Regions from separate parts of the Mus musculus genome. Here region 2 is linked to region 1. A link is a loop called in an ENCODE intact Hi-C map of the cell type or tissue named here. Cell type or tissue: heart. All regions are shown on one strand. Links, peaks and the distances in the headings refer to the core of each region. The heading gives the core; the rest is flanking DNA.

Region 1 (15,164 bases), core at 7,003-9,502:
TGTACTGATGCCTGGCTGACTAGTCATCTCGCTTTAAAGGCTGACTCCTGATCCCACATCTGTAATGGCTGTAGAGACAGACTCTTACTTGCCATCACAATCCTTAGCCTGGAACCTGAAGCACAGTGGGAAATCAATAAATGATTCACTTAAAAATATATACCTGGGGCTGGAGAGATGGCTCAGTGGTTAAGAGCATCGACTGCTCTCCTGAAGGTCCAGAGTTCAAGTCCCAGCAACCACATGGTGGCTCACAACCATCCCTAATGAGATCTGACGACCTCTTCTGGTACGTCTGAAGACAACTACAGTGTACTTAGATATAATAATAAATAAATCTCTTTTAAAAAAATATACCTATAATTTTTCTAATTAAAAAAAAAAGGAAACTGAAAACAGCCGGCAAGGAGGCTTCCTGTTACAGCTGAGGATAGTCTGTGCCTGTGTTTGCCAGGGAGACACAAAGTTGTGAGTCCACAGCCCTCACCATATAAGCCTGCATGGTGGCACCCATCTGTGACATCAGCACTCATGCAAAGGTAAAGGCAGGACTGTCCTCAGCTACCCAGCAGATTCATGGTGACTTGGACTTCATGAGACCTTGTCTTAAAAGGTGTATGGGGCAACCCGTTTAAGAAAAAAACTACAAACACATTTTAGAAAACAAAAATGGATTCATCCGACAAATTTAAACTGAACTGCCGTGTCGGAACCTACCAGCAAACAGCGGCTGCATGTTGAACAGTTCGGCATCATAGACTTCCATCTGGCCAGAGGTCTTATTCAGAATTCCCACAAAGTGTCTGTACCAGAAAGGAATAACACGGTGACAGGTTATTCAAAAGGTACTAGTTACACAATTCCCTTTTCCCCTGCACAAGGTCCCGGCTTCTCCTGTTAGAGGAAGGCATCCAATTGCTCACATGTAACAGTGATCCCTGCATGGAGAGGAGGGGACAGAAGATGGCTGTGGACTGAAAAGGCCACCAGCTAGTTCTTTTAACCAATCACATTCAGAGCCACTGCTGTTAAGTGCGACCCTTCTAAGGTGTTAAGAATCCAGACTTAAATTAGAATTTTGGCATGCATAAACATTATGGAGACAGACCCAAGCAAACCCTAGTTCCTCCTAGGGAGACGGATATGAAGTAGGGAGTCTTTCTAAGTGCTGATGGACAGGGTTAGGAGTTAGCGAATGTGTGTTAGTCTGCTCTCTCCTCTGAAAGGCTTTCCTTCGGTTCACTGTTGTGTCCTGAGACCCCACCCACACTGTGTCAGCCCTGTGATGGACTCTTCAGGCTGGACATGCTGTTTTATGGAAGACACCAGACGTGAGTGGAGAGCAAAGCTACCAAGGCCGTTCACTTCACACTGCTGTGACTCAGAGCCTTGAAGATCCCAAAGTCTCTTGTCCCAAGGCAAATTTGAGGTAAGCTTTGATCTATTGATCACACACTCTAAATTAGCAGACACGGCTATCTTTTAGGATAGGACAGTCACAAATTATGTCATAAATAAATGAGGCCTTTAGGAACTTAACAGAGGCAAGTCACCTTTTCCTCTCCAGGGTTTCCACACCTGGTGTAAGGAACTTGTAACACAGGGTCCTGGTATCCCTTTAACTACCCCCCAAACAGACACTGAAGATAGTGATGGCGTGGTCACCACCACAACCTCCTTTTACCTCTGCCACTGCCCCACTGTCCATTACCTGCAAAGAGCATTGCATTTGAGGGCACCGGTCCCAAAATTGTTTCCGACATAGGAGAGCCTATCTGTTTCAGCTGCCTGAAAAACAGGAAGGGCACAGCAAACAATCAGCACCGAAGGGCACTGCGCATGTGCAGAAGCCTTGCACTCAAACGCACCTGCCCAAGTGAGCCGGGCCCATCACATCTACATCATATCTAGGGTGTCTCTGGGGGAAAGGCCAGAAACCTTTGGAACCCCAAGTACCATAAGGAAGCTTCAAAGCAGTAGGTAAAGTTCTTGGGGGGAGCAGCACATGACACTGCATGGAATTAAAAAACTTCCGCACAGCAAACCAAACACTTCCCAAAGTAAAGAGCCAGCCCACAGAGTGGGATAAATCTCTGCCATGTATCAATAGTGTTAATCAAACCAAGGGATAGAGATGAGGATATACAAAGAACTGTATAAATTAAACATCTAAAATCTCTCAAGTTATCTAGTCAACAAGTGGGCTGATGGTCAGAATGGGCATTTCCCAATGGAAGTAACGCAAGCCACCAATAATACCTGAAACGTATGTATTCAACACCCTTAACCATCAGGGAAATGCAAATTAAAAGTGTTTTGATGCCTATTGAGTTGGCTTCGTGGGTAAAGCCCAGAGGATGACCTGAGATAGATCCCCAGAGCCACATGGGGAAAGGGCAGAAGCAATCTCCTAAATTGTCCTCTGATTTACACACATGCACACTGACACACAGACACACAGACACACACACACACACACACACACACACACACACGCGCGCGCGCATTCTCATGCAGTGATTAATCCCAGCACTCAGGAGGCAGAGACAGGTGGATCTCTGTGAGTTCGAGACCCGCCTGGTGTAAAAAGCAAGTCCTGGAGAGCCAGGGCTATTCCACAGAGAAATAGCAACCACACAAACAAGCAAACAAACAATGCTTTGCGATTCCATCACGCCCCAGTCAGAACAGCTATCACCGAGAAAACAACTAACAACAAATGCTGGCAGAGATGTGGGGAAAGAACCGTTACTCACTGCTGGTGGGAGTGCAAGCTATTGCTGCCACAGTGGAAGTCAGTGTGGAGGGGTCTCAAAAACTACAAGTGGAAGTGCTGTGTGAGGCAGCTGGACCACTCTTAGGCATACACCCAGAAGGCTCTTCAGTTAGCACACTGTATTGTACTTCTACAATCATGGTTACTGCTGCACGATTCACAACAGCCAGGAAATGGAACCAGCTTAGATGCGCATCAATGACAAAAACAGATAAAGAAAATAGGTTTTCCTCTCCTATGCAGAATCTAGATTTAGAGTGTGTGTGTGTGTGTGTGTGTGTGTGTGTGTGTGAATATGCACACATTCAAGGCATGAGAGTTGAAAGGAATCATAAGAGGTGCAAAAGAAGGGAAACGAGAGGCTGATATAGTATGTATGTAATGAGATATAATGTTGATGTGTTGAGAGTGCTTTGCCTTTATGCACACATGCATGCCTTATCTATGACGTGCCCACAGGAACCAGGAGTGGGTGTTGTGTTCTCAGGAACTAGAATTATAGACAGTTGCTACCTCCATGTGGGTTCAGGGATTGAACCCCGGTCCCCTGGAAGTGCTCTTTAATGCTGAGGCACCTCTCCAGCCCAGTATGTATGTCATGAAAGAGCGACTTATTTGGGAGGGAGGCAAGGGACCAGCAGGAGGGGGATATGGGGGAGGGCAGTGGGCAGAAGGCAGTGGGAATACAGATGAAAATAGCAGTTCTTGAATAAGCAGCACAACGAACTATACAGTGAGGTCTTGGTCTCCTAGCACTTATAGGTACCTAACTGATCCTATACATAACTGCCTTGTGACCTTTCTGACGTTAGCTCGTCCTATGAGGGCTGGCTTCCCATCGCAGCCAAGCTTTTCTTCTCCCTCGTTCACTAGGGCACCAAACATCTGCTATCAAATCGTCCCTCATTCCCATTCACCCTTCTCAGGAAGGCATTCAGACAAGCTGAGACTTGTTTCCTACAGAGCTCCCTCCCCAGGCCCTAAACACTCCCTTAGACCCCAAGCTAGCTCTACTGTATGCCTGTACTACTTGGTGAATTTGAGTCTCTGGAAAGCAGACCGGTCTTAACCCTGGCATCTACCCGGGAGAGACCAGAGATGCTAGTAAGCATCCTGTGGAGCTGGGTGGTGGTGGCACAGGCCTTTAATCCCAGATCCCTGCACTCAGGAGGCAGAGACAGGTAGATCTCTAAGTTCAAGGCCAACCCGAGCTGTACAAAGAAACCTTTGAAAAAACAAGCAAACAAACAAACAAAAAAACCATCACTCTGGGGTCACATTTGATTCACAAGCATCTGTAACCCCAGTTCTAGGGGATCCAATGCCCACTTCTGGCTTCCACTAGCTACACACACATTGTACATAGACAAAAATGAACAACACCCATACACATAAAATAGGGTTGAAGCTGAGCTCTGAACAGTGACCTCCCTAAGAGGTGCAAATCCCATGAAGATGCTTCCTTAGCCTGCGGCATGAGGACATGGTGAACGTTCAATAAGGTCATGTAGGGGGACAACTTATGAAGCCAGGGGTGGGTGGTGCTGCACACCTTTAATCCCAGCACTACGGAGTCAGAGACAGGTGGTGATTCTCTGAGTTCAAAGCCAGCCAGGTCTATATAGTAATTTCCAGGATAGCCAGGGCTACAGGAAGAAACCCTGTCTGGAAAGATAAAGCCCATATAAGTGAAAAGCCCAAAATCTTGCTCCTCAGTGGGGCCAGAGTCTCATTTGCTACTCCTCCTTTCCTCCCCCCCAGGCCAGGTCTCCCATGTCTGCCCACACCAAGAACCTTTTGAGGTCTGCAGAGCCCAGACCATCTGTACCAGCAAGCACTTACCACGATCCGGTGACTCCTCTGCCTGGGGTTTACTAAGTCGGTGCTGTTGTACAAGGTGAAGCGCATGTCGCCCGGATTCTGCAGCTTCCCATTGGAGAACTGGACTGTAAGAGTGTAAGCCAAGAATAAGAGGCGAGGACCAGCAGGGTATGGATGGGGAGACCTGCACTGTGGCTGGACGCCGGTAGTGAAGGCAAGGGAGCTTAAGTCCGACTTTCGGGGGGCGGGGGGGTATGAAGAAAGCCCTGGTCCAGTTCTAAAGAGGGAGATGGAGGAGGGGAGGGGAAGTGACCTCTGGGCAGGGGTTGTGACAAAAGAGAACGACTGAGGAAATGCCATTAACTGGCAAGAGAGGAAACTCTGCTCCGTAGAGGGGGGAAAAGGGCAAATGAGAGAGCTGTGGAGATGTCAGGTCCCTGGGCACTGCCCTGAGACGAGTCCGAAGTGGTGACGATAGATGAATGCGGAGGGAAAAGGTGATGGTGGCAGGGAACCTGTCCCGGCTGCAGGCAGTGGGCTACCGTGGTACCCAGACAGAAGCGGAAAGGATTACGCGGAACTCCGCTCCGGGTCGGCGGTCTTTACCCAGCACAGCTTTCTGCCTGTCGTCGGGCTCTCCACAGTACAGCCACCTTGCACTCTGTAGCGCCTCTGTCTCCGTGTCTCCAGCCTGGTCATCCATCCCAGGAGACTCCAGAGTAGCCATGAGCTCGCCGGTTCACACGCGGACTCAAAAACCGGAAGTGACATTCTAGGCCCCGCCCAGGGTACACCAGCAGTAAGGCCACGCCCCTCACTGGATCGCGTCCCCGCCCACTCTTTGGTTCTTTCCCTTGAGGATCACACCCTCCCCCTTGCAGGAGGATGCAGTAACTCCCCTTTCGTCTCGGACCTCCAGGAGAGCAGCTTCACTTTTGTGTTGTATTGCTCACCGCAGGCTCTAAGCTGTGGGACCAGTCACACCAAAATCTCCAGAACTGTGAACCAAAATAAAAGAAACCGTTCCTCTTTATGAGCTGTCTTCATTTTGTGTTGTTATTGTCGTTTAAGGCCGGCTATCACCATGTGTGTAATCCTGGTTGGTCTGGAACTCATTCTGTGAAACATAATGGCCTCAAATTCACGGAGATTAGACCACCAGCTTTGTCTCACATATTTTGTTAAGGTAATAGAAAAAAACTGACTAATGTAGGGTTTCTCCCTGAGTAATTTCAATGCAGCCACCCAAATAAGAGAGCTAACAGTGATTCAACCATGTAATCTTGTAGTATTCAATTTCCCCAACGGCCTTGATACTGCCTTTTCAGCTAAAAGAGCCTGTCAGAAACCGTGTTGCAGCCTTACACTTGTAATCCCAGCATTTAAGAGCAGGGCTGCCATGAATTTGAGGCAAGTTCAAGTGAGAACTGTCACACATACACACAAATTATACTTTGCTTCTAGCTGTCACAACTCTTTGGTTGGAAGGTTACACTTTCTTTGACTCTACCCAGTGATTTTCTATTGATTCTTTCCAGAAAGGAAAAAAGAATATAAAAGGACTTAGTTAACTAATTAGTCATCCCCCCTTCTGTCAGAATCTTTTCCATACTCAGTTTATTTGAGGTTAGTAATGAATGGTAGAGCCTATTAGAAACATTTCACTTTTTAAATTATTAATTTATTTGGGTCCCAAGAGGGAATGTATGGTAAAGCAAAACTGCTCATCTGGTGGTCAAGGATGAAAGGAGGAAGAAGGGACTGAGGTCTCTGTTCCTTTTGGGCTCAGGTTGTCTTCAAACTCCACTTGTTCTGTGCCTGAGGGTGACTCCCCATCCTCTTGCCAAGTGCTGAGATTACATACACACACCATCACACCCAGCCAGAAAGAAAGTTTATTTCATTTCTTTCACTTCTGCACCTCCAACTCCTGAAAGGTCCTGTAAAAAAAAAAAGTGGGGGGGGGGGGGACCTCAGCAAATGTTGAGTGAGAGGTCTGGAAAAAGCTCAGTGGATAAAGGCACTTGCTACCAAGTTTGATGGTCTTCCTAGGACCCACCTGGTGGAAGAAGAGAGCTTACTCGGTAGCATACATCTGCATGCACACACAAAATAAATCAATGTAAAATAAAATTTAAAAATGAGCGAATGAAGGAAAGGGTAGGTAATAGAGTAGACCAGGTCATCAATCCTTGGAGCCTAACTAAGTCAGGGAGCGCACCTCAGAAATACTAATGTTCTTGCAACAAGTTAGCATAGGGTTTATACATAATAGATACTATGTATATGTTCACTGGCTACATAAAAATGGACACTTGTATGGAAGTTAAGAGGTGCCAAAGAGGGCTGGAGAGATGGCTCAACCGGTAAGAGCACTGACTGCTCCTCTGAAGGTCCTGAGTTCAAATCCCAGCAACCACATAAGCTCTGATGCCCTCTTCTGGTGTGTCTAAAGACAGCTACAGTGTACTTCCTTATAGTAATAAATAACTCTTTGGGCTGGAGCAAACGGGGCCAGCAAGAGGAGCAAGCAGAGGTCCTGAGTTCAATTCCCAGAAACCAAGTGATGGCGTCTCGACCCCTCTCTAGCACAGGGACACTATGGCTTTGCTATTCAAAGCACCATGGTCCTTGAAATGGTGAAATGGCAACATCACTACCTGGGGTTACTCTGTGCCTGAGGGTGACTATGATCTCCCCACCCCACCCCCCCACCCCCGCCAAAAGTGCTGGGACTACATAAATGCACCATCACACCCAGCCAGAACGTTTCTTTCTTTTCTTTCACTTCTGAATCCATCAGATCATCTGGAAATCAGCATGTGAGGTGGGTATAGTTGAAAGTTGGGAAGCTCTGTTACACCAGAGTGGTTCCCTTTTGGGGCACCTCTTTGCCAGGATGGCATAGTCACTGGAAGTCCTCTGCACTGGCTGCTTTCTTACTGGTAAGAGAGTGAGGAGGATTCCCAGAATTACCACAGGCAAGGATGCAAAAGATAGAGATTCTGTCTGGGAAAAAGAAGGGTTACCCATGGGCCAGCTGGGTCAGAATTGTAGTGCATCCCAACGTTGCTCAATTAGCTGACAGTCGTCAAAAATACACGGACAACATACATATATGTATACATTAAATAATAACTGAATTGGGACAGAAAGAATGTTAGGAACCTTTTTCAAGTAGCAATCTAAAGTCAAAAATTTACAGTGGCCTTCTTTGGGATTAAAAGCATGAATTATTAAAAGTATGTAAAATTAGCCAGGCGTGGTGGCACACGCCTTTGATCCCAGCAGAGGCAAAGGCAGGCGGATTTCTGAGTTCGAGGCCAGCCTGGTCTACAAAGTGAGTTCCAGGACAGCCAGGGCTATACAGAGAAACCCTGTCTCAAAAAACCAAACAAACAAAAGTAAGTAAATTTTACCATAAGAATCTTTGCTTCTTAAATTTAGTTTGGAAATTCAGAAACATCTTGCATTCTCTTTGAGTGTGTTTTTAAGAAAAGGAAAATTTGAATTTTAAGTTGGGGGTGGGGCTGAAACTTTTCCTGTTTTCTAGGGCAATATCTCCATCTGCTGGTGTTTCAGGATATTGCCGATGGAGGAGGAAATGCAAGGGAGAGCCTGGTTTGCAGGGATTACCCAGAGCTCAGAAACCAACCATTGTTCATCTTATTTCTCCGCTTCCTTTCTTGCACCAACATCTCTCTCCCATTCTCCTCTTCTGTGTCACCTTGATCTTCTGTCTTCTCCTCTCTTCTTCCTTTCTCTTCTTTCTCAGTCGATGCAGGCTGCCTGAGCAAGTCTTTGTAAGGCTAACTTCAGAGTGGATGGATTTTTGTTTGTTTCCTTTGCACGGAGCTAAATCTGCTACAGCTTCAATCCCTAACTGAAGCTCTGATCTTTGGGGCCATGGAGAGATTAACCATGTTCCTGTGCCAGAGGCTTGCAAAAATCCCTTCTCTTCCTCTTCTTCCGCTTTTTCTTTCTCCTATGCTTTCCATTCACCAGCTTCAACAACTCCTCCCAGCACTCTGTTGTTTCTCACACACCAACACTTAAAAACAGTTCTTTTTCATCCTCTGGGATGCCATACACCACTATACCTAGATCTGATGTCCCACATGCATCAGTACCAATCTGCCAGCAAGCTGCACAGAGCAGAGAGTCCATCCTCAACTCCCCGCCCTACAGACCACTATGTGCTCTTATTTAGTTATTTACTGACAGGGTCTTGGTATATGTCCCTGGCTGGCCTCAATGCACTCCATAGATCAGGCTGGCCTCTAATGGGTCAGTGGAATGTTGGCTTCCTAGTATTTGCCTGATTGTGTTCATTTCCACATATTTATACTTCTTGATAACTTTGGAATAGCAGTAAACAAAACAATAACTTTTCTTTGATAGGTTCTTATTTTAAGGCTACCCTTACACTCAGCAAGTAGCCCAGGTTAACTCAGAACTAGAACTCCCCTTCATTCTTCTGCTGATAGTCAGGATATAGGTGTGTACCCACACTCACAACAGAGAACAACAAAGGTGACTTTGCTAAATTGATGCTTTTAACTTTGTTAATGTTAAGTCACAACATTCTTGCAATATTCTTTAATAAAAAGATGAATTGGGGCCAATGAGGTGGTTCCGTGGGAAAAGGCACTTGCTGTGAAAGATTAGCAACTGAGCTCAACCCCTATAAACATCAAAGCGGAGACAGAAACAACTGCAGCAAGCTTTTCTCTATGTGCTGAGGCACCTGCATGCATGCACATGTGCACATACACACACGTACAACAATAACAGTAATAAATGAAACATGGCAAAAAAATTTAAAATAAAAACAAAGAGCTAGGCGGTGGTGGCACACGCCTTTGATCCCAGCACTCGGGAGGCAGAAGCATGCAGATTTCTGAGTTTGAGGCCAGCCTGGTCTACAAAGTGAGTTCCAGGACAGCCAGGGCTATACAGAGAAACCCTGTCTCAAAAAACAAAAACAAAAACAACAAAAAAAAGAATCAGTGCTTTATATTAAATCTTGTTAAACATATAAGTGTTCTCATTTTCATGACATTTATTAAATCATTAAAACAATTACCAAAATAACACATATTGGATGTATACTAGTATAAAACACAGAAACTATGGATAATAAAATTGTAGTAACCCATAATCTCACATCCCTTTAAGAGAGCCATTGCTAACATTCTGTTTCATCTCTTGGGTTTATCTCTGTGCATATGCACTTTTTCTTCTTTAACAGGGTCTTACTATATAATCCTGCTTGGTCTGTAACACATTGTGTAGACCAGGCTGGTCTCAAACTCAAACTCATAGTGGTCCATCTGCTTCTGCCTCCCAGTACTGGGATAAAATGTGTGAGCTACCACACCAGGTTCTATTTTTGTGTAATTATTATTCTACTGTATTCGGCTCTGTATGCTCTCTTAAAAAACATTTTGTAGTGGGAGTGGATGGTAGAAAAGGGAGAGAATGTCAGGAGCTAAAGGGTTAATCTGGAAAGGAAACTGGGATGAGGGAAAGGGGAGGGTATTGAGGGCATCCTCTTCCCCATTTTAACTGGTCAATAAAGGCTGAGGCCTGTAATTGGGCAGGGGAGGGGAGAGGTGGGAGGTCTTGGAGAGTAGGGACAGGTAGAGAGGAGAAGGGAAGGGGAGAGGACTGAAGAAGAGGAGGAGCAGAACCACGTGGCCAGGAGAAACTGCAAATAGCAAAGGGTCTCGCAGCTGGGGAATAAGTTAGCACAGTGCTAGAGCTGTCCAGTCTAGGTACATAGCTTATATTTATAACTGGATTGTGTGGTTTTTATATGGGTTTATTGGGGTTGGGAACTGGTGCAAACTAAGGATGGATGAAGCCCTAGGAAACCCTATTAGCTTGTGAACCAACTAAGAATTTTATACTATCCTTCACTTGGGAAAAGGGATTGCTTGCTTATTAATTGACTTAGTAGGGCTCATCCCTTGTGGCCTGTCCATTCTCACGCAGGCGTGAACTGAGCACAAGGACAGCTGAGCCCAAGCCAGGAGGTAGCTTTAGTCTACGGTTTGTTTGAATTCTTCCCAGGACTTTCCGAAACCATGGTGATAAGCCCAGTAAACACTTCCTCTTCCAAACTGCTTTGTTCAGTTTTATCAAAGTAACAGGAAAGCTATCTAGAACACATAATCTTGATTTTACTGCTCGGTGGTATACCGCAAGAGGCCAAGGCGGCAGCCGGGCCTTCCTCTTTCCCACCCGGTCCAGCAGACTCTTTTGCGGCATTGATAAGAGGGCTGAGCCCTGAAGTTTTAAGGTGGTGGCGACTGTAAACTTGATTCTGGAGTTGATGGCTTGGTGGGCACACGTCGGACTGAGTTCCGACCCTCCCGTTGCTATGCTGGACGTCTGGGCAACTGAGACGCGATGCGGGCGACGATCCACCCAACCACCATTAGACCGACGGCATTTCCTACTCATTGTGAAGCTCGCCATTCGTCTCACTCGGCTTCTTGGGGTTCCGTTTACATCTTTTCTCAAACCTACAAGTTAGAAGTAATCTCCAGCTCACAGCGAGAGGAAGTCACCTGTCCTTCAGACTCCAGGTCACAGTCAGCGCGAGCCAATGGAGGGACTCAGGGCTGGCAGTAGTCATTGCGATTGGCTCAAGTAGACGGAAAACACTAGCTTTCCTTATTCATGCTGAGTTCTGATTGGGCGTGACATAAAATAGCTTTTCTACAGGCCAAACCTGGTGTTGCTAAGTGATAAGTCCCGCCTTCAAAGATCTTTGAGAACAGTTTTACGGGCTGTAAGGCAAATTGTGATTGGTCAGAGCGCTCACGGATGCTGTGGTAGTAAACACAGCCGGGGTCCTGGGATGGCGGATTGGTCAGATTTTCAGAACGTCACTCCTACTGTGGCCCCGCCCTCCTGATGATTGGCCATTGGAGGCCTGTGGAGGCGGTGACATGGGTACCTCACATCCGTTTACTGTAGGCCTCCGCCGGGTCCTCAAAGAACCGCGCGAACGGGCTGAAGGAGCCGGGAGCGAGGGGCGGGGCGGGCGGAAGTCACAGCCGGGGAAGCCAGTCTGGACCTTCCCGCCTCCTTCCTCAGGGTCGGTCCGAGCGGAGGAGGGCCACCGCCTCCTCCTGCGAGGAGAAGGGGGGCGGAGCCCGGCTCAGGTGAGGCGACCCTATCAGCTAGAGTGGCCTGGGCGCGCGCGCGCGGGGCGCGCTCACGTGCAGGCGGTTGTGCACCGGGAGCGCGCCGAGGCATCGGGGAGCGCGCAGCCGTTCCGGGGCCGCCTGTCCACCCTGTCTTACTGCTGAGGGGTATTGTTACCCTTCGCCTCGGTGGGGCCAGGAGGGTGGTAGCTCAGTTCTTGTGCGCAGGCGTCCCCTGTGTCCCGACGCCCGGCTGTCGGTGCGGGGTGGGCAGGGACTAGTGCCCTGCAGATCTGCTGCTGGACATGGAGCCTCTCGGGATGCTGTGGGAACCCGCGCTCGGGATCTGCATCCTAGCGGGATGAGCCGAGGAGCGGCTGCCCTGCGGGATGGAGGCGAGTGGCTCTCTTGATCCTGCCCTGGGTCCTCCTGAGCGATGAGGTTTCGTTTCATCAGAGCAAGGCCATAAGCTGTCTGGATTCGGGAGCCAGCGGCCGACGACAGGGGTGGAGTCAGCGTTTGGGAATGCCCCAACTTGTTAGACAAAAGTGTTTAGTAGGCATTTATTGAATGGCCACTTCTTCCAGGCTTCGTGCGAGGAGCTGTGGGGTGCGGTGGTAAGAGACAGCGGTCCCATCTTCCCCTGGAGGACCGACTGCTTAGCACATAAACAACAGTAGAAATAAGGGAGCGGTTTAAGGGTTTCTGCTTTGTTTTGTTTTTCTAAAGTGCCACTTACTATGGTCAGTCTGCGTCCGAGCATCGTGGCGAACACTGTAGGAACCACATTTTGGTTATTTTTATTTTTGGAGGAAAATTTTTGGGTCAAAGACTCTTGATTACCTTAGTAGCGTGATCTGAGTCTAGGTAATTAAAATTAATAAAATTCGCAATTTTCAAGGACTGAAAGAAAAACATTTCCAAAATATGTTCTTGTACTGCTGAGTTGAATTTACATACATTTAGGTTTTTAGAGATTGAAGGGAATACTGTGCCTTACTCGTTCGTGATTTGTCTTTGTATGACATGTGTACTTTATATGGTTTTAAAAAGTGGACCGGGCACTTCGTTAGTTTGCTAGAGATTTTTGCTTTCATTTTCTGAAAAGTCTCGTGGTTGGCAGTAAGCTAAAGGCTTACTGGGTAGGGGAAAGGAGATGGGCAAAAGAGAGTGTTAAGAGAAAAGCTTGCAAGCTAAAGGAAGGCCACTTTAACCCTTCTGGAAATCTCAGCGAGCTTGGGAAGAGGAGAGACAGAGCTGGCCTCTGCTGCAGCCTTGGTGACCCGCCAGGTAAGGTCAATAGATCGAGGGCTCATTCTGGGCACTGGGGTTTTGCTAAGTAAATGGAAGTAGGACTTTGTGAGAAGTCTGTTTTCGGAAGATTTGCTTTTTTTTCCCCCTTCCCTAAAAGTTGGGTGAAAACAAAACTTTTTTTTTGTCTGCTGGGGTGCTGGCCGTTTTTTATTCTAGATGTGTTTCCAGCAGAATTCTGCTGAATTGATGAGTAATGAGATTTTGGGGAAAAGCATTTTAAAGAAGGGGTGTTTCCCTAATTTTAAGGGTCAGTGTGTTCAGAAGAGACTACTCTAGACTATCCAATTAGAATTAAATTTAATTAGAATTTTTTAAAAAATTATTTGGACAGCAAAATGCACTTTTTAGTATTTAAAGTTCTTAACATTAGTTCCATCCTATTAAAAATCCTGTGCTGAGTGAGCGGCAGACGGTGCCTCCGTGCTGATAGACTCCTGAGTCAGCCTCCAGTTTTCCTAAGAAAGGGGGAAAAAAAGAACCCAAAATACAGCTTCCATGTTAACTTGCAACTCAGCTGATTTCTCAGAATGTAAATTAGCTGTAAATGCGTTTTCCTTGTGTTAGTTGTGAGCATGTGTGCTGACTGCACCTGCCCTTTATTAACAGGGATGCTATCTGCTGACTCCCTCGGTGTGGCAGGTGGGATGGGGTGCGAGCAGCACCACACTGTCTGTCTAAGGTGACTTCCTATGCTTAAAGACCAGACGCTTAGAATTCCTGCTCCTTACTGTTTCCTGGGCATGCCTTGGGGTTTTAGGTATCGTTCTTGTGGCTAAAAAGTTTTTATTATGGCAACTGGAGAGATGGCTCAGTGGTTAAGGGCAGTACCTGGTCTTCTTTTGATGCCAGCACCCACATGGTAGCTCACATTTGTAACTCCAGTCCCAAGGGATCTCACACCTCTTCTGGCCTCCCCATGCACATGGTGCATAGACAGACTTGCAGGCAGCTGAACGACCAAGCCAGCTCAGTCAGTCGGCGAGGCTGAAGCGGCTTTATCTTTTTCCCAGCCTGCTTTTATATCATTCTAGGCTCATCCAGACACATGGTCAGTTCTTAGATCAAAGACAAAGGAATAAAGCGAAGTAGTAAGCAAAGAGATCACGCAAGGTGGTAATCAAGCAAAGCAGTCAGCAAAGCCCCATGGTCACTGTTTCTGATATTCTTATCTGAGCCTACTTCCTGGTCGGATCCCAGTGAAAAATGCCAAAGTCCTAGAAGTGGCACCAAAAGATCTCAACAACTGAAGGAAATGTTTTCAAAAGCTTTTGTTACTGGCCCAAACAGACTAGGAATTATGTTGGAGTACTGACTTGATTGTAACATAGAAAAGATGATAGGATCTTAGTATTCCAGTTTATTTTATCTGTAGATAACTTTCCTTTTGATCTCCTATCATACTTGAATACGTTATGGTTCTAGTAGTTCAATTCTAAAACTTAAGTTTAAAAAGTAATTTGTTAGCTGGGCGTGGTGGCACACGCCTTTAATCCCAGCACTCAGGAGGCAGAGGCAGGCAGATTTCTGAGTTCGAGGCCAGCCTGGTCTACAGAGTGAGCTCCAGGACAGCCAGGGCTATACAGAGAAACCCTGTCTCAAAAAAACCAAAACAAAAAAAGTAATTTGTTTATATTTATGATGGTTTGTATATTTTCGGACCAGGGAGTGGCACCATCTGGAGGTGTGGCCTGGTTGGAGTAGGTGTGTCACTGTGGGTGTGGGCTTAAGACTCTCATCCTAGTTGCCTGGAAGTCAGTCTTCCACTAGCAGCTTTTGAATGAAGACATAGAACTCTCAGCTCCTCCTGCGCCATGCCTGCCTGGATACTGCCATGCTCCCACCTTGATGATAATGGACTGAACCTCTGAACCTGTAAGCCAGCCCCAATTAAATGTTGTTTTTTATAAGACTTGCCTTGGTCATGGTGTCTGTTCACAGCAGTAAAACCCTAAGACAGAAGTTGGTAACAGGAGTGGGGTATTGCTGTGATAGGGCTGACCATGCTTTTATTTGAAAGAATGTGGATTTTGGGACTTTGGATTTGGAACACAGTGGACTGCTTTAAATGGGGCTTAATGGGTCATCCTAGTAGGAAT
Region 2 (15,164 bases), core at 7,052-9,551, 1.1 Mb before region 1:
TGCTTGTACTGAAAGTACACCATGGTCCCTAAAGCTTTCTCCAAGTACAAAGATTTTAAAGGGCACTGCCAATCAATACCAAGCTCAGCCGTACACAAGTAAGCATGGCTTCTAACAACTTCACCCAGCGTAACAATTCTGTAATACTATCAAAACAGAGGGTATCGTATGGATAAGTATAAATGACTGTTTTCACAGTTTCTTAGTCTAGATATACATTTCTCTGAACTGACTGGATTCTATGCAGACAGAATTTATCTATGGGTCTAGAGAGCCCGACTGTTAAGAGCACCTGTTCTTGCTGAGGACTCAAGTTGGGTTCCCATCACCCACATGGTGGCTCATAACTGCCCATAACTCCAGTTTCAGGGCATCCAATGCCCTCTTCTGACTTCTACAGGCAGAGGAGTAAAATGCCCATATACAAAAAATAAAGCTTTAAAATTAGCCATTATTTTAAAATTCCTGAAATGGTAACTACAGCATCAAGGACAATTATGTCATTAAAAGCTTCTAGAGCATCGTCAGCCCTCAAGAGAGGCCACCCACACACACACACACACACACACACACACACACATCCATACACACCCACACCCACACACCCACACACACACATCCATACACACCCCCACACACACACATCCATACACACCCCCACACACACACATCCATACACACCCACCCACCCACATCCATACACACCCACACCCACACCCACACCCACACACACACACGAGCTAAACTCTACTTTAAACATCTAAATGTGATGCACTCCTTGGTGGGGGAAAAAGGATCTCTAAATAAGATATCCACTTTCTCATCTATTTTCTGAGTTAAAAAATTAACTTCAATTATTTTAAAATTCTAAGAAACAAAACATAAGGAAAACACTTCATTTTAGTCCTATTTATCCCTTTAAAAACTAAGTTCAACAAAGGGCAAAGATGAACATTCCTGAGCACGAGTTTCAGGACTAATTAACATGAGGAAGTCCACCGAACATTCCCCAAGCACACAAGAGTAGATAATACATCATCACCTGGATCCACAAATCGTTTACATACATACACTGTACAAAGGAGCCTTAAGATCTTGCTCTTGTAGTTAGGAAGATCAGCTTCTAAAACACCAGCCAGGCCTTCGAGATTGCTCTCTAAAGAACAGGCACTCTGCAGAAGACATCATCATCATCGGTTAGCGCTCAAGCAATCAGTGAATTAAAACTCTTGGGTGACCATAAAGACAGTAAGGTCTCCCATAAGGCACTGTAATTCCTCAGGGAAGAAACAAGAACCGATGACAATTTCGTGGACAATTCCCTCTGCATCAATCAATCCCATTAGTTACTGTTCTACAAAAAGTCAACGAAATCTTCCAAGCTGGAAGACAGCGTGGGCTGCACTCTGTCTCTCACTAAAGGTGTCAGTCTGCTTCAGGTCAGCTGGAGGAAAGACTATTCCCCAGGTCTGTTTAAGACTTAGCTAATGAAAATTACTTACTGAAAAAACTTAATGATTGGAAGGAATCCCAGGAGTTCCAAAACACTTTCACTTTAAGATACAGATGTACAGTAATAACAAGCTTTGTCTAAAACCTACATTACCCAGGACAACTTCAGAAATTAATCAAAGTGACAATTACAACCCTAACCCCTGGGCTTGGTGCGTACCTTTTCCCCTACTTTGCATATTAAAGATTCCAAATGATCTTCAGTTTCATTTGCATCAGACGTCTTCCTCCTTTTGTGAGGTTGTCCACCTATTTTACAACATTAAAAAAAAAGCAACATTATATGATGAATCTACTATCTACATTTTTGTCACCTTTTTAGCCTTTAATCTTTTTTATTAGGTTGTATTTTTTAGAGTAGTTCTTAACCAATCCTGTTTTAACTAAGCTAGGTACCTGGAGAACTTCTATCTCACATCCTTTAAAGATCTGTTTGTGCACATGTGAGTGAATGCACACGTGTGTGCGGGTCCCTGTGCCTGTTCACTCACACTAAAGCCAGCAGGGGGCGCTGAGTATCCTCTTCCACCACACTATTCCTTCAAGGCAAGGTCTCTCCCTGAACCTGGGGCTTAACTCTTCTTAGCTAGGTTGGAAGCCACCAAGTCCTAGTGATAATTCCTGTCTCCACCCTGCCTTGTAGCTGGGGTTACAGGCATGTACTGCATACCCAGCTTCTGAACATGCTGAGGCCCAATTCCAGTTTTCAAATGCTTTTAACTGTTGAGCCATCTCTCCAGACCCAGTCTCTCTCCCTGCCTCTATATATGTAAAAACACAAACATATATACAATTTTTTATTTATGTGTATGGATGTTTTGTCTACATGTATGACTGTTTACCACTTGTATGCCTGGAGCACATGGAGGCCAGAAGAGGACACCAGATGCCCTGTAACTAAAGTTATGGACATCTGTGAGACACAGTCTGAGAGCTGGGAATTAAACCTGGGTTCTAGAGAACAGCTAGTGCTTTTTTTTTTATTTTATTTTTAAGATTTATTTATTTATTATATGTAAGTACACTGTAGTTGTCTTCAGACACTCCAGAAGAAGGAGTCAGATCTCACTATGGATGGTTGTGAGCCACCATGTGGTTGCTGGGATTTGAACTCACGACCTTCGGAAGAACAGCCATCTTACCAGCCCCCAGCCAGTGCTCTTAACTGCTAAGCCACCTTCCCAACTCCTCACCCCTGTCTCTATCATTAAGATCACTATAAACAACAATGCTGGGAAAAAGATCTCAGTTAAATTTTGTTTAAACAGTGTCCAGGGAGCTATGACCATTTCTGTGAACACACTGCAATGGCACCAACATACGAAACGGCCGTGATCTGAATGCTGCCACTACTGCACCTGCAGCCTGTCACTGAGCCTCAGTTGCTGCTTCCTAAACCTGAGGGTATCAAAGGCACTTGCTAATCTGATGATGTAACTGAACTCCCATGTAAACCGGTGAAATAGGGATGCAAAAACAAGTTGAACCCTTCGGAAACTCTTTATTTAAAATATGACCCTAAACATCAACAGTACTGATGCTGAGAAACTGCTCCAGAATGCATAATGCATCAACCATGTTCATTATTATTATTCAGAACCAGATTTAGGTGAAGGTCAGAGACGACGGAGTGAAAATCCTCATTTGGCAATGAGAGCAGTAGTTTTTCCAAATTTTACCAAATTCTTCCCTTCCTTCTGGTTCATCTACTATACTAACCCTTCATCCCATCTCCAAATTATATGGTTAACCTGTCCCAGTTTACAACCGTCCCTGTCTTCAAAACGATCAATCCCTCCAGGTTCTCTTGTAAGCCTGACACATGGAAAACACTGTTTCAGGGAGACAAGCAGGCTGTCTAAAGAACATGACAAAATGCAGACACACAGTCACATCTCTGAACTGTAAACCTCCGTGTCACTGTGGCCATCCAGCAAAGGTTTACTTAGAGAAATATAGTTGCAGAAAGTACTTGGTACTTGAGAGAAGATGAAGTATACATATCAGTGCTACCGATTACAATCGGAACACCCGGACAGTCCCAGACCCTGAACTGAGCAGAGCCTGGGTGAGGGCAGAGGCAGACTACAGCATCTTCATTAAGAATACTTGCTGCCCAAGCATGAAGACCTAGGTTCAATCCCTAGCACCCACACCAAAAAGCTAACACTGCTTGGTACCAGGGACACACAGGAAGATGAGTCACTGTGAGTTAGATCACATATAGAGTTCCAGGACAGCCAGGGCAAAATAATAAGACGCTGGACTGGCTAATCTTATGTCAACTTGACATGTTAGTCATTTGAAAGAAGGGAACACCGATTGAGCCTAAGTAAGATAGGGCTGTATGTAGGCAAGCCTGTAAATTCATGATTGATGGGAGAGGGCCCAGCCCATTGTGGGTGGTGCCATCCTTGGGTGAGCGCTCCTGGGTTCTAGAAAGAAAGCAAGTTGGGCAACTCAGGGAGCAAGCCAGTAAGCAGTACTCTTCCATGGCCTCTGCATCAGTTCCTGCCTCCAGGCTCCTGCCCTAACTTCCCTCAATGACGGACCTAGAAGTTGAAGCTGAAATAAACTCTTTTCTCCCCAAGTTGCTTTGGTCATGGCATTTTATCACAGCAATAATAACCTTAACTAGGACACCCTGTCTTAAAAAAAAAGAAAGCCAGGACAACCATACAAGGTACCCCCAACCCCATTACTATGGGAGGTAAGACATGAGGACTGTTGGGGCTTGCTGGTTAATATGTTCAGTCTAATATGGCAGAGAGTGACAGAAAGACACCCAATGCCTCTGCCTGGCCCACACACACCATGTGCATAGACACAGACAAAATCCATACACTTTAGGGAGTGGGGGTGGCTCACTAAAGTCCTTCCTGAACAACCATGAGAATCTGCCTTAGTAACACCTGCCTGTAACCTAGAGAACATGGAAACAGGCAGATCCCTGGAGCTCCTTGGTCAACTGGCCTAAATTCATCACGTATAGGGGGTTTTTATTGTTGTTTGTTTTTTAGACCTTTTTCCAAAAAAAAAAAAAAAAAAATCAGCTGGAGTAAGAAAAAGATATCTTTATAGATGGAGTCCTCAACCTATGGGTTGCAACCCCTTTGGGAGTCAAATGACCCCCAGATGGCCTGCATATCAGATATTTACATTATGATTCACAACAACAGCAAGATTACAGTTATGAAGTGGCAATGAGATAATTTTATGATTAGGGTCACCACACCATGAGTTATTAAAGGGTCACAGCACCAGGAAGGCTGAAAAGCACTTTGTTGGATATTTTAGACACCTCTTGGAGAACTAGCTGTATGTTTTCATACCCTGAACAATAAAAGAGAGACAGGTTTATGTTGACACCATAATCCAGAAAAGGCTTACTTGCTATGTAAGTTTTATAATATATGTAAAAGTTACATATTGCTACAAACACTGGTAGTGCAGAGTAAGTGGCCTTTATGTTAATAACCACTCTAAAGGCTCTTAAGACACCAGGCATGGTGGTGCAGGCCTTTAATGCCAGCAGAGGCAGGCAAATCTTTTGAGTTTGAAGCCAGCCTGGTCTACACAGCCAGGGCTACACAGAGAAACCAGAGGTGGTGGGTGGGTGGAAAACAGACAATAGAACAGAACAGAACAGAACAGAACAAACAAACAAACAAGACACCAGATCTTTTCTCCCTGCAATAGGAACCGAATGTTACAAAGATACATTGTACTGTTTCCTATGCCCTTGTTAGAATCAGACTGTAATTCAGATCAACAAAGTAGACAAAAAACACCACCATAAAAGAAAAAAGTAACTTTGACTCTACAAACTTAAAACTAGAATTTAAAATGGTAGAAGAATATCACTTCTGAAACAAAGTATATTGTCCCTATGTATAACAAACTTTTCATACAGTTAAGTGTAAAAACATCAGCCACAATAAAATATAAAGACCTAAGTGGAAGTAGAATAGGCTATCTGGACTTTTGACTAAGATTCAATCTAAATTCCTTCTTTTTTTTTTTTTTTTTTTTGGGTTTTCGAGACAGGGCTTCTCTGTGTAGTCCTGGCTGTCCTGGAACTCATTTTGTAGACCAGGCTGGCCTCAAATTCAGAAATCCGCCTGCCTCTGCCTCCCAAGTGCTGGGATTAAAGGCGTGCGCCACCACGCCGGGCCTAAATTCCTTCTTAACAATAAGACAATATACTTCACACTGATAAAATGTATATCCAACATTACTGAAGAAGTTCAGAGATACTGTTAAGGAATCTAAGCCTGCCAAGTATGGTATTCCCCTTGGGGTAAGGCAGGGCAGTCAGTGGGATCTATCTAGCCAGGACATAGGAACAGGCGTTCCAGCCTGAATTGCATAGTTCTAGACAGCCAGGACTACATACATAGACAGCCACATAAAGACCCTGTCTCAAAAACAAACAAACAAAAGAGTCTAAGACTGAGTTAGATTTGATACTTTCCATTTACCATAGCCCTTTCTGTGACTCTAAATAAACTACGGGAACTTTATTGATTAGCAACCTTGTAGTATCTCTGTGAATCCCCAATCATATAGTCCTAACAGAAATGTTCAAGTGGCCCAGTGAGGTAAGAGGCTCATCTAAACTCCCCGGTCTCACAACTTCTACCCTCACTTTCTCTCTTCTACCAACAATGACCTCCTTGCTGTCTGTTCTCTAACACGACAGAAATGTTCTAACCTTAACTCACGGTTTCCTTTGGACCTCTGCTTCCTCCAAGCATCCACACGGCTCATCCTCACATCACTGAAGCCATAGGCCATCTGCAAGGAGGCCTTACCTAACCAGCTTCTCTCTCACTTTGGTCTCTACACCCTTTACCTCACATTATTCTCCACAACCCCGTGACCTTATAACGAATTGCACTATACCGCTGTGGGGTTTGTCTTAACCCAGGGGAGGGAGCCTCCACTGTTCTACTGCCTCCTACTCCACTGCAAGCACAGAAGCTAGGAAACTGTTTAGCAAGTCGGCACTCCTGATGTATTAGGACATTCTCTCAGGTACTACTGGCAGAAACCTGGGGCTCCACTATATGGGATTCGCTTGGTTGTCTTAACATTCCAAGGGAGGAAGCTAACCCAATTAAACTTGGGGGAGGGAGGGCTTTTTTTCTCAACGATGTCAGCATTTATCTGTGTGTATCACCTCTGAGACATTAGCAGTTGACAAAATAAACATCATCATGAACTACTGGTGAGCACAATATCTCATTTAGCCCCCCGTAGAAACCAAATGGCTTAGTATTATCCACAGTCCACGCTTAGGTTTAAGAAGTCATATGACCCTGACAAGATCACATAGTAAATAATCGAGATGTCGAGCTTCGAACCTAAACCCTTCGGTTCTAAAGTTTTTTCTTGCCTTAACCCTTTGGACCTAACACTAACAGCTCCAAGTGTGTTCTTGAAAGGCAATAATGGTGCAACAAAACAAAATTTATGGCAACACAACGACGTCCTTGCCGGCGACCATCAAAACTGACATGAGAATTAATAATCTGCTCGGGTTTTCCTGCACTTTCTTATAAGGGAAATATGCTTAAAGCCAATCCAACAAAACACCCCGTGCCTGTTTATTAGTGACCTCTGGGGTGTTGGTATTCTTTTTTTGAAGCCTAAAAGAGGGGAATCAGCGGGTGGCAGGTGGAGGAGAAGGGCTCAGATTGCAATACATCCGACCTCTGTCATAGCTTTGTTCTTTTCCTGTCTTCCCAGGGTCCTTTCCAAGTACACCCTGGAGGGCTAAAAGGAAAACACTGGTCCACTAGATATATCTCCTCCACTAAGTGATCCTAAGAGGCAGCAGCAGACAGACACACGTGCGGTTTCCATGATCAGTAGTGAGGGATTAAGTCCTCAGTGTCGCGGGACCCCAGGTCGGATTTGCTCACGGGATTCACCAGGCCTTCCTTTCCCATGACTGAAGGAGATGGGGTAGCAGGGAGGCCGTCGCTTTCCCGAAGCCACTATCCACAACCGAGCCAGCAGCCTCCCTTTGGGGCTCCCCGAGCCCTCCCGGGGAGAAAGGATTCCTATCCGTTCCCGGGAGACTGAAGGCGAGCCCGGCCTCGGTTCTCACCCGGACGCAGTGGCCAGGCCGAGAGCACTTACCATCGTTCTCGTAGCTGTGCCGCCTCCGCGACATGCTGCTTGCTGGTGCGCAGCCGATCTGAGTTGCTAGCCGCCTGCAACCCCAGAACCGTCGGGCTGCCGGCCGGCCGGTGCGCGGTCAGCGGCGAGGCGCGCGGACTGAGCGGCGCGCAGGCGCACTCGCTTACGACGCCTGCCGGAAGCGCGTGCAGAGGGGCACCGGATGGGCTCCGCAGTGGAAGGCCGGCGTCTGCAAGTCCAATTGCGGCCGCCTCCTCCGGCTTTCCACCCCGGGCCCTTCTGGACAGCGAGCTAAATTATCCGGGCCGCAGCGATCCCGCCTCGGCTTTATACAGGCCCGGCGGGATTTTCCCGGCGGCCCCTGCGCCGACGACTTAGGAGACTTCCGGAGAAAGGTGACGGCTCAGGGACTCTCTGCGCACGCGCGCGCCGGGGGGCGTGGGCTCGAGGGCGGGGAGCAGCGCCAAGTTGGTGAAGGGAGACCCAGGAAAGGCCTAGGGTTTGCGGGTAGGTGTTCTCTCTTTCTCTCTCGCCATCCCGCTGTAGACGCCTCGGGAGACCTGAGCGGGGAGGAGGGCAAGCCACTTTCAGCGGTAGGGAATCCAGGCCCGTCCGGCTGAATCTGCTCACTGTAGTCCTACTGCCTACTTCTCCCAGCTGACGGACGCCCCAGCTACTGATCGGTGTGGTTCCAATTGTTCTATTCCTCTGCACGTGTACAGTATGTGGACGTCCTCTGCCCTGTGATGGACACCAAACTGTCTTGTCCATGGTCTAGCCCAAACTTTTCCTTCAGTCTTACCTGTTACAGTAAATGGCCGTTTCGGTAGTTTGCTTAAATCCAAGAATTTAGGGAGGAGTCATTAGCTCCTTCACTTCCTGTGTTACAGTTTATCCACTAACACTGCCTGCTATACTCTGAGAGCAAGTCTAGTCAAACTTATTTACTATGCTTAAAACTCTTCACAGACTTAAAGCAATATTTTATGTATTTGTAAGTCTGTACATCATCCTGGAACTGGAGTTTCAGACTCTCTGTGAGCAAGGAGGAGAGTGCGCGGGAGCGGGGTGGGGGTGCTGAATCCCGGGTCTTCTGCTAGAGCAGTAAGCACTCTTAACCAGTGAGCCATCTTGCCATCTTTCCGGCTCTACTTCTCTTTGTTTATTTTAAAGATTATCGTTTTTCTATTCTTTTCATTTATTTATTCGTACATGCAAGCAATCCATCTTTCCAGGAATTTCCACTGCGAATTCCAAACTATGGCTTCTTGGGTTCTGTTCCCGTCATTGTGTGTAAACCACCATGTTCTTCTGCTAAAGTCCAGCTTGTTCACATTTTAGGAATCAAGACTTATTTTCTTTATCTGTTGGTCTCTGCTCTGAAATTTACATGACTAACTGTCAGGGACCTACAGAGTTATTTCTCTGACTCCTCAACTCTTGCTTTATTTCATTCAGCAAGTACTATATTGTATTAATTAACATTTGTCACCGTCTGTACATGGGACAACGAGACGGTGTTCAGGATACTGAAGCCCTAAGTGACCCTCTCAGGAATGATCACAGGTACTGTAGTCTGACGGACTTAATAGCAAAGGGCGAGTGGTACAAATTATCACTCATCCTTTGCTATTGAGGACAGATTATCCAGAGTAAGACTTTGGAAGAGTCCTCCAAGAAAGGATTTTAATATATTCTCATCTGGCTCCAGTTGCCTGAAATGAGCCAATTCGAGCCAGATGAGAATATATTAAAAATGGGTTTATTGGGAATCTGCTCTCAGGTGAGTTCACTGACCGCTACCAGGATTGAGACCAGGGAAGTCACTATGGGGATGGGGGTGGAGGAGGGAAGAACACAGGAGCAAAGAAAGAAGGGAAGGAGGCCCAACAAGGAGGCCAAAAGGTCTGGATTGTATAGAGAGGAGCCTCTGGGGGAAGGTTCAGGGTTGGGACAGGGTATACCAGATAGGGACTATGGGATACTGGGAGAACCTGAAGACCATGTCTGCTTTGATATGTAAAATATGCACCTTGGTCCAAGGTTAGAAACCAAACCTTAACCATTACTAAATCAGATAAGAAGTGAGTGTAGTTCAAAGTGGATTGCTGACTTTCAAAGGATGGCAAAGCATTGGGCCTGGTATAGTGGCCCCGAATTCTAGAAGTAGAGGCAAGGGGAATCTTAAATTTAGGATTACTAGAACCTCAAGGCCAGCCCCTACTATATAGCAAGACCCAGACTCAGAAAAATTAATTTAAAAACTAGGGGTTGGCCCAGGCAGCATACACCAGCTGATAGGAGGCCCCAGACACATATATAGCAGAGGACTGTGTGGTCTGGCCTTAGTGAGGGAAGATGCACCTAACCCTCAAGAAACTTGAGGCCCCAGGGAGTGGGGGCATTCTCTTGGGCAGGGGACAGAGAAGGTGTGGGATGAGGAACAGAGGGCAGACTGGAAGGTGGATAAAGACTAGACTGTAAAAAAGATTCAAGAATAAAATTTTCTTAATTTTGTTGGAAAAAAAAAATAGGGGTTGGCAAGATGGCTCTGTGGGCAAACCCCTGCCACTCAAGCCTGACAATACAACGTGTGTTTGATCCCTGGAGCCTGTGCAGATATGGAACTGGCAGGCATCTCGGCACAAGTAGCCACAGAAGTAAATCAAATGTAACAAAGAAGACTGCATTGGTTATAGTGTATCCATTTTGGTAAGATTTGGCCACAGTAGCAATTTGGAAATTTTGGCTCTGAGATTTGAGAACAAAAGAAACAAAGCTACAGAAACACTGGAGTTGGTTGATTTGGGAAGTCCATAGTGCTTTTCTGCTCTCATGTGCTGCCCTGTGTTTTGTTTTCCCCTGGCTTACTTCCTAGTTCATGTTTCTTTGAAGATGAGTGCTATTGCCTCAGAAGGGCTCTTCCTGTGTATGAGGAGCCCTTCCACTTGCCTCCTTACTCCACTCATTTTCCTTTGAAATATTTAAAAAAAAAAAAGAAAAGAAAAGAAAAGTCAACTCAAATCAATGTATCGGCTTACCTTTCCTAGTAGATTGTAAACTTAAGAGGATAGACTTTTTCCTATTGCATTTACTGCTCTATTCCTGGTGTGTAGAAGAGAGCCTGGTAGAGCATAGTTGTCACATAAATACACTGTGGAGTGAGCGAGGGGACGAACGGAGAGCTTGGGGTAGGAGGCTACTGGTCATTTCATGAGTCCATTAGCTTCATGTCTGCTTCAAGAAGTAACCAAAGAGCTGATTGCTATATTCTCTTTTGCTTACGTCTCAGAAGATACTTGTCTGCAAGGAACCTGTCCCACTGATAAAGCCAGATGCCTTCTTCCACTTCACCAGACGAAGAGGATGGCCTGGAGACCTGTGTTTTAAAGGTTTTTGATCTGGATTTAAAAGAATCAAATCTTGTTAATCCCAGCAACAGTCTCAAAGCAGAGTTAGATGGCAGCACAAAGAAAAAATACTCGTTTGCAAAGAAAAAGGTAAAATTGCTGTCGGTGTTCTCATGATCATGCATGCAAAGTTAATGAAGTACATGTAAAAGCAGGTTATTGAGCTTGCCTCTACCTCACAGTGTAGTCTGGTCTCGAATCATATAGTCTTGGAACAGTTATGGTCGTGTATTTGAAGAGACTAGGTCCAGGGGCTGGAGAGATGGTCCTGAGTTCAATTCCCAGCAACCACATGATGGCTCACAACCAGTGTCCTCTTTTGGTGTGTCTGAAGACAGTGATAGTGTACTTACATACATTAAAAAAAAAAAAAAAAAAAGAAAGAAAGAAAAAAAGACTAGGTCCTAGAGAAGGTTGGACATCTTTCTTCTAGTGTAGAAAGAGTCCCAGGAACTCAGAACTGTAGTGGAAGGAGAATGACAGGTAACAGGGCAGCTGACATCTAGAGATGTTGTTATGAACCATGCTGGCCAGGGAAGTTTGGTCTCCTCCAGCTAGCTCAGTGCTTTGAAGAAAGGACAGAGCGCTGCAGGATGCTACAGGGTTCCTAAGAATCCTGTTGTAATTGTGCTATAAAAACAGTGATGACAATGCCCCTCTTCAGAGCCATGGATCCCTGTTGTGGTGGTTGTTGTTGTTTGTTGTTGTTGAAACCATTGGCTAAAACTCTTCTTAAAAGCAGGGAACAGGAGGCTCATCAGTAGGAAAATGGCTGACTGAGGATATAGCTTGGATATGGCTTTCTCACCTCTTGGAGAGCCTCTTCTTGGTCCATGTTAGTGAAGAATAAATGTCTCTGTAATTTCCCAGCTGCCGCTTCCAGTCAGCCTATATGGATTTCCTTGAAAATTAAATTCAGAGGTTACAAAAGTCCTTTACCAGTATTGTTTTACAATAATTTCAAACTTACAGAAAGTTAGGAGAATTTTATAAGTAGCTCACTTACTGGCTTTGTCTAGAGGTTCTGTTCATACGTCCCTGTTGTTTTTTAACAAAATCTCAATCGTTTGATTTCTACCAATGAAGACTCAGGAGCCAGATGCTAGGGTGACAGCCTGCTAGTTCAGAGAGGCAGAGAAAGCACCCACTTCCTCCTCAGCTGATGTTCAAGAAGCAATGCCCCTCTCTCCTGCCATCCCAAAAAACCTCCTTCAACCTGATATCCCATCCTTTTACTTCCCCAATGTCTCTCTATCCATCCCTCTTATTCTCTATGGTTTTTTTCTTAATCTGGTTGGTTGTTCCACTTCTTAACCTGTGGTTGATTTAATTTAATCCTGTTTACAGTATTCAAGCAGAAAGCTCTTAGATTAAAGGTGTATTTTAAGGCTGTGCCACACCATAAGTAAAAACATTTTTTTCCAGTAAATAACACAGTCTTGGGATTCACAGTGTGATCAAATATCCTACAACACTTACCTTGTCTCAAGTGCAGGAGGCTCACAGAAACAGCTACTGCCAGCACCCACTTCAGTGGCTTCATTGCTACAGATGGTCTATAGACCAGGCTGGTCTTGAAGTCACAGAGATCCATTTGCCTCTGCTGGGATTAAAGGTGTACACCACCCTTTGCTTATCATAGCTACATAGTATTGATATCTTTGCTCTGTGTTCTTCCGTATTAGTCGTATAGAAATTCCTAATGTATTAATTGTGGGGTCAAGGCTACTGTAACAAATGGCCTCACACCTGCAGTGGATAGAGCACCTTAGGTGTTTGGACTTGGGATATGAGAAGTAAGGCATTTTCATGAACACACAGGCTGCAAGGACCCAGGCTGATGTTACCTCGGCAGGACTCAGCACATTTCCAGAGTTCCCACTGGAACTAAAGAGGAAGAGAGCACGGAGGCACTCACATGGCAGGCTTTTATGGACCAGAAGTGGAGCTGCCACCTGTCACGCCACTGGAAAACAGTTGGACAGCCTAATTGCAAAGGCTGGGAAATACAGCACCCCAGGAAGAAGGGAAATGGATTTGGTATATGCACAGGAAGAGGCTGTTACCTTAGAGCAGCCTTGTCAGTTTCCTCAAGGTTCCTATCTGATTTGCACTGCAATTAATGCCTTATAAATGTGTACTTTCAAGAACTGGCATCCTTTCAGTTAGATACGATGTTGGTGATTTTAAAAAGTGTTCCAGACACTAAGCTGAGCATAAGCAAAGCAGGGGGGCAGGGGTGAGTGTTCAGATGGCATCAGGGAGCAGTGAATGGACTGGATCATTTAGCTGAGCTGGAAACAGGGTGGGGAAGCGAGAGTGCACGATGACTTCTGATCAGATGAGGATGTAATTCTAAGTATGCTGTTTAACGTCTATGAACTCTTTGATTTACTTTTTCCAAGTATACATTTGGCACCTACAGGCTGAATAACTTCCTAATTTGTTTTCAAAGGTAAATAGCAGAGCCAATATTTACAACTGTGGAAGAGTAAAAATCTAAGATTTTATATCTAGAAAGTAGAAAAATAGCATTTAGTGGGAGTTGTACAGACTGATGTCAGAGGAGGCCTCTACATTGAACTCTTGAGTGTTTCTGTTTGACTGAGTAGCAGTTCTTAACATGTGGCTTGTGATATCAGATATCCTGTATACCAGATATTTATATTACGATTCATAACAGTAGCAAAATTACAGTTATGAAGAAGCAGCAATACTTTTATGGTTGAGGGTCACCACAACATGAGGAACTGTATTAAAGAGTCGCAGCATTAGGAAGGTTGAGAGCGACTCCAATAGAGAAAACAGAGTAGCATCATCCCACCTCAGGGAGCAGTGTGGACAGGGAGGATGGGGAAGACGGGGAGGACAGGGAGGTGGGAGCAGTGAGGTGCCCAATTTGTCCATGTCTCTGACACGTGCAGAAGAACACGGGTGTAGGAGGCTTGAGTTTGGAAGGCCAGGGTATGGAGCCAGTGTCAGTATGTAGGTTGCTGGAAGCAGTGCAGCCCATGCTATTGCTCTTGGGAGTGCTTTATAGACTGGCAGGATGCCAAGCTAGAAACCCTACCCCCATAAAAGGTGATTTGAATGAAACTTTTTTTTTTTTTTCCGAGACAGGGTTTCTCTGTGTAGCCCTGGCTGTCCTGGCACTCACTTTGTAGACCAGGCTGGCCTTGAACTCAGAAATCCGCCTGCCTCTGCCTCGCGAGTGCTGGGATTAAAGGTGTGCGCCACCACGCCCAGCTTTGAATGAAACTTTTGTTACCCCTAAACCTAAGGCCGTTAAATAACGATGGTATTTGAAATGTTATTTGCAGGCCTTTGCCCTTTTGGTCAAAACCAAACAAGTTCCAGCACCCTCTTATGAATTTAAGGGAAAACGGTGGCGATGTTGTCAGCAGCTGTTTGCAGACCAGATCAGCATCCACAGACATGTGGCCACACAGCATGCTGAAGACGTGTACCAGCAGACTGCGTCTCTTCTGAAGCAGCTGACTGCAGCATTGAGTGCCTCACAGAGCCTTACGCCCACAGACAAAAGGAGCTCCCCCAAAGACTGTCTCACTCCTAGTCAGGAGGTGTCTGCTTGGCTTCCTGATGTGAGCCATGTTAGCCCCCAGGAGCTGAGGAGGTAAGTTTTGCACTTTGTAGTTTGGTTTACATTTAAAATATTTTCAACCACAATGAGATACTACAGATAGCCCACTGAAATAGGAAAATGAGAAATAGCAGCCTTGGTAGATACAACTGACATGGGGAGGCAACTGAAGGGCCCAGGCGTTGCTAGGGAGAGTACAGAATTCTCCTTCCCAGCGATCCACTCCTGGGTGTGTGGCCAGCAGAAATAAAACACACACCCATAAAAGCTTAAACTCGAATGCTTGTGGCAGTTGTTGTTTTTTTTTAATTCATTCTTTTAATAGCTGAGTAGTACTCCATTGCATAAATGTACCACATTTTCTGTATCCATTCCTCTGTTGAGGGGCATCTGGGTTCTTTCCAGCTTCTGGCTATTATAAATAAGACTGCTATGAACATAGTGGAGCATGTGTCCTTTTTTTTTAATATTTTTTTTTTTAGGTATTTTCCTCA

The links. Hi-C counts contacts between places; a loop is a spot of excess contacts. Peaks named below come from ENCODE experiments on the same cell type or tissue, not always from the same donor. Only the 100,000 strongest peaks of a DNase experiment are listed, where the experiment ranks them.
Region 2: it touches region 1 in a loop (4-fold over the local background); 7 of 42 quality-filtered maps call a loop at or near these places.

What each region holds. Positions count from the first base shown.
Region 1 is chr4:45,008,832-45,023,995 of GRCm38, reverse strand. It overlaps Zbtb5 (zinc finger and BTB domain containing 5), which reads left to right and starts at 11,584. Exons shown (of 2, transcript NM_173399.3): 1 at 11,584-11,772. It overlaps Polr1e (polymerase (RNA) I polypeptide E), which reads right to left and starts at 5,387. Exons shown (of 12, transcript NM_022811.3): 1 at 5,204-5,387; 2 at 4,619-4,722; 3 at 1,712-1,788; 4 at 718-803. The coding sequence starts at 5,324. It overlaps 1700055D18Rik (RIKEN cDNA 1700055D18 gene), which reads right to left and starts at 11,186. Exons shown (of 1, transcript NR_166789.1): 1 at 9,645-11,186. In heart, for the core only: a CTCF peak has its summit at 8,168 (motif pointing left); no DNase peak of the experiment used is centred there.
Region 2 is chr4:46,131,382-46,146,545 of GRCm38, reverse strand. It overlaps Tstd2 (thiosulfate sulfurtransferase (rhodanese)-like domain containing 2), which reads left to right and starts at 8,071. Exons shown (of 10, transcript NM_173033.3): 1 at 8,071-8,166; 2 at 10,952-11,159; 3 at 14,390-14,703. The coding sequence starts at 10,995. It overlaps Ncbp1 (nuclear cap binding protein subunit 1), which reads right to left and starts at 8,035. Exons shown (of 23, transcript NM_001033201.3): 1 at 7,660-8,035; 2 at 1,673-1,761; 3 at 1,072-1,172. The coding sequence starts at 7,693. In heart, for the core only: no CTCF peak of the experiment used is centred there; a DNase peak (open chromatin) is centred at 8,075; H3K4me3 peaks cover 2,425 bases; H3K27ac peaks cover 1,774 bases.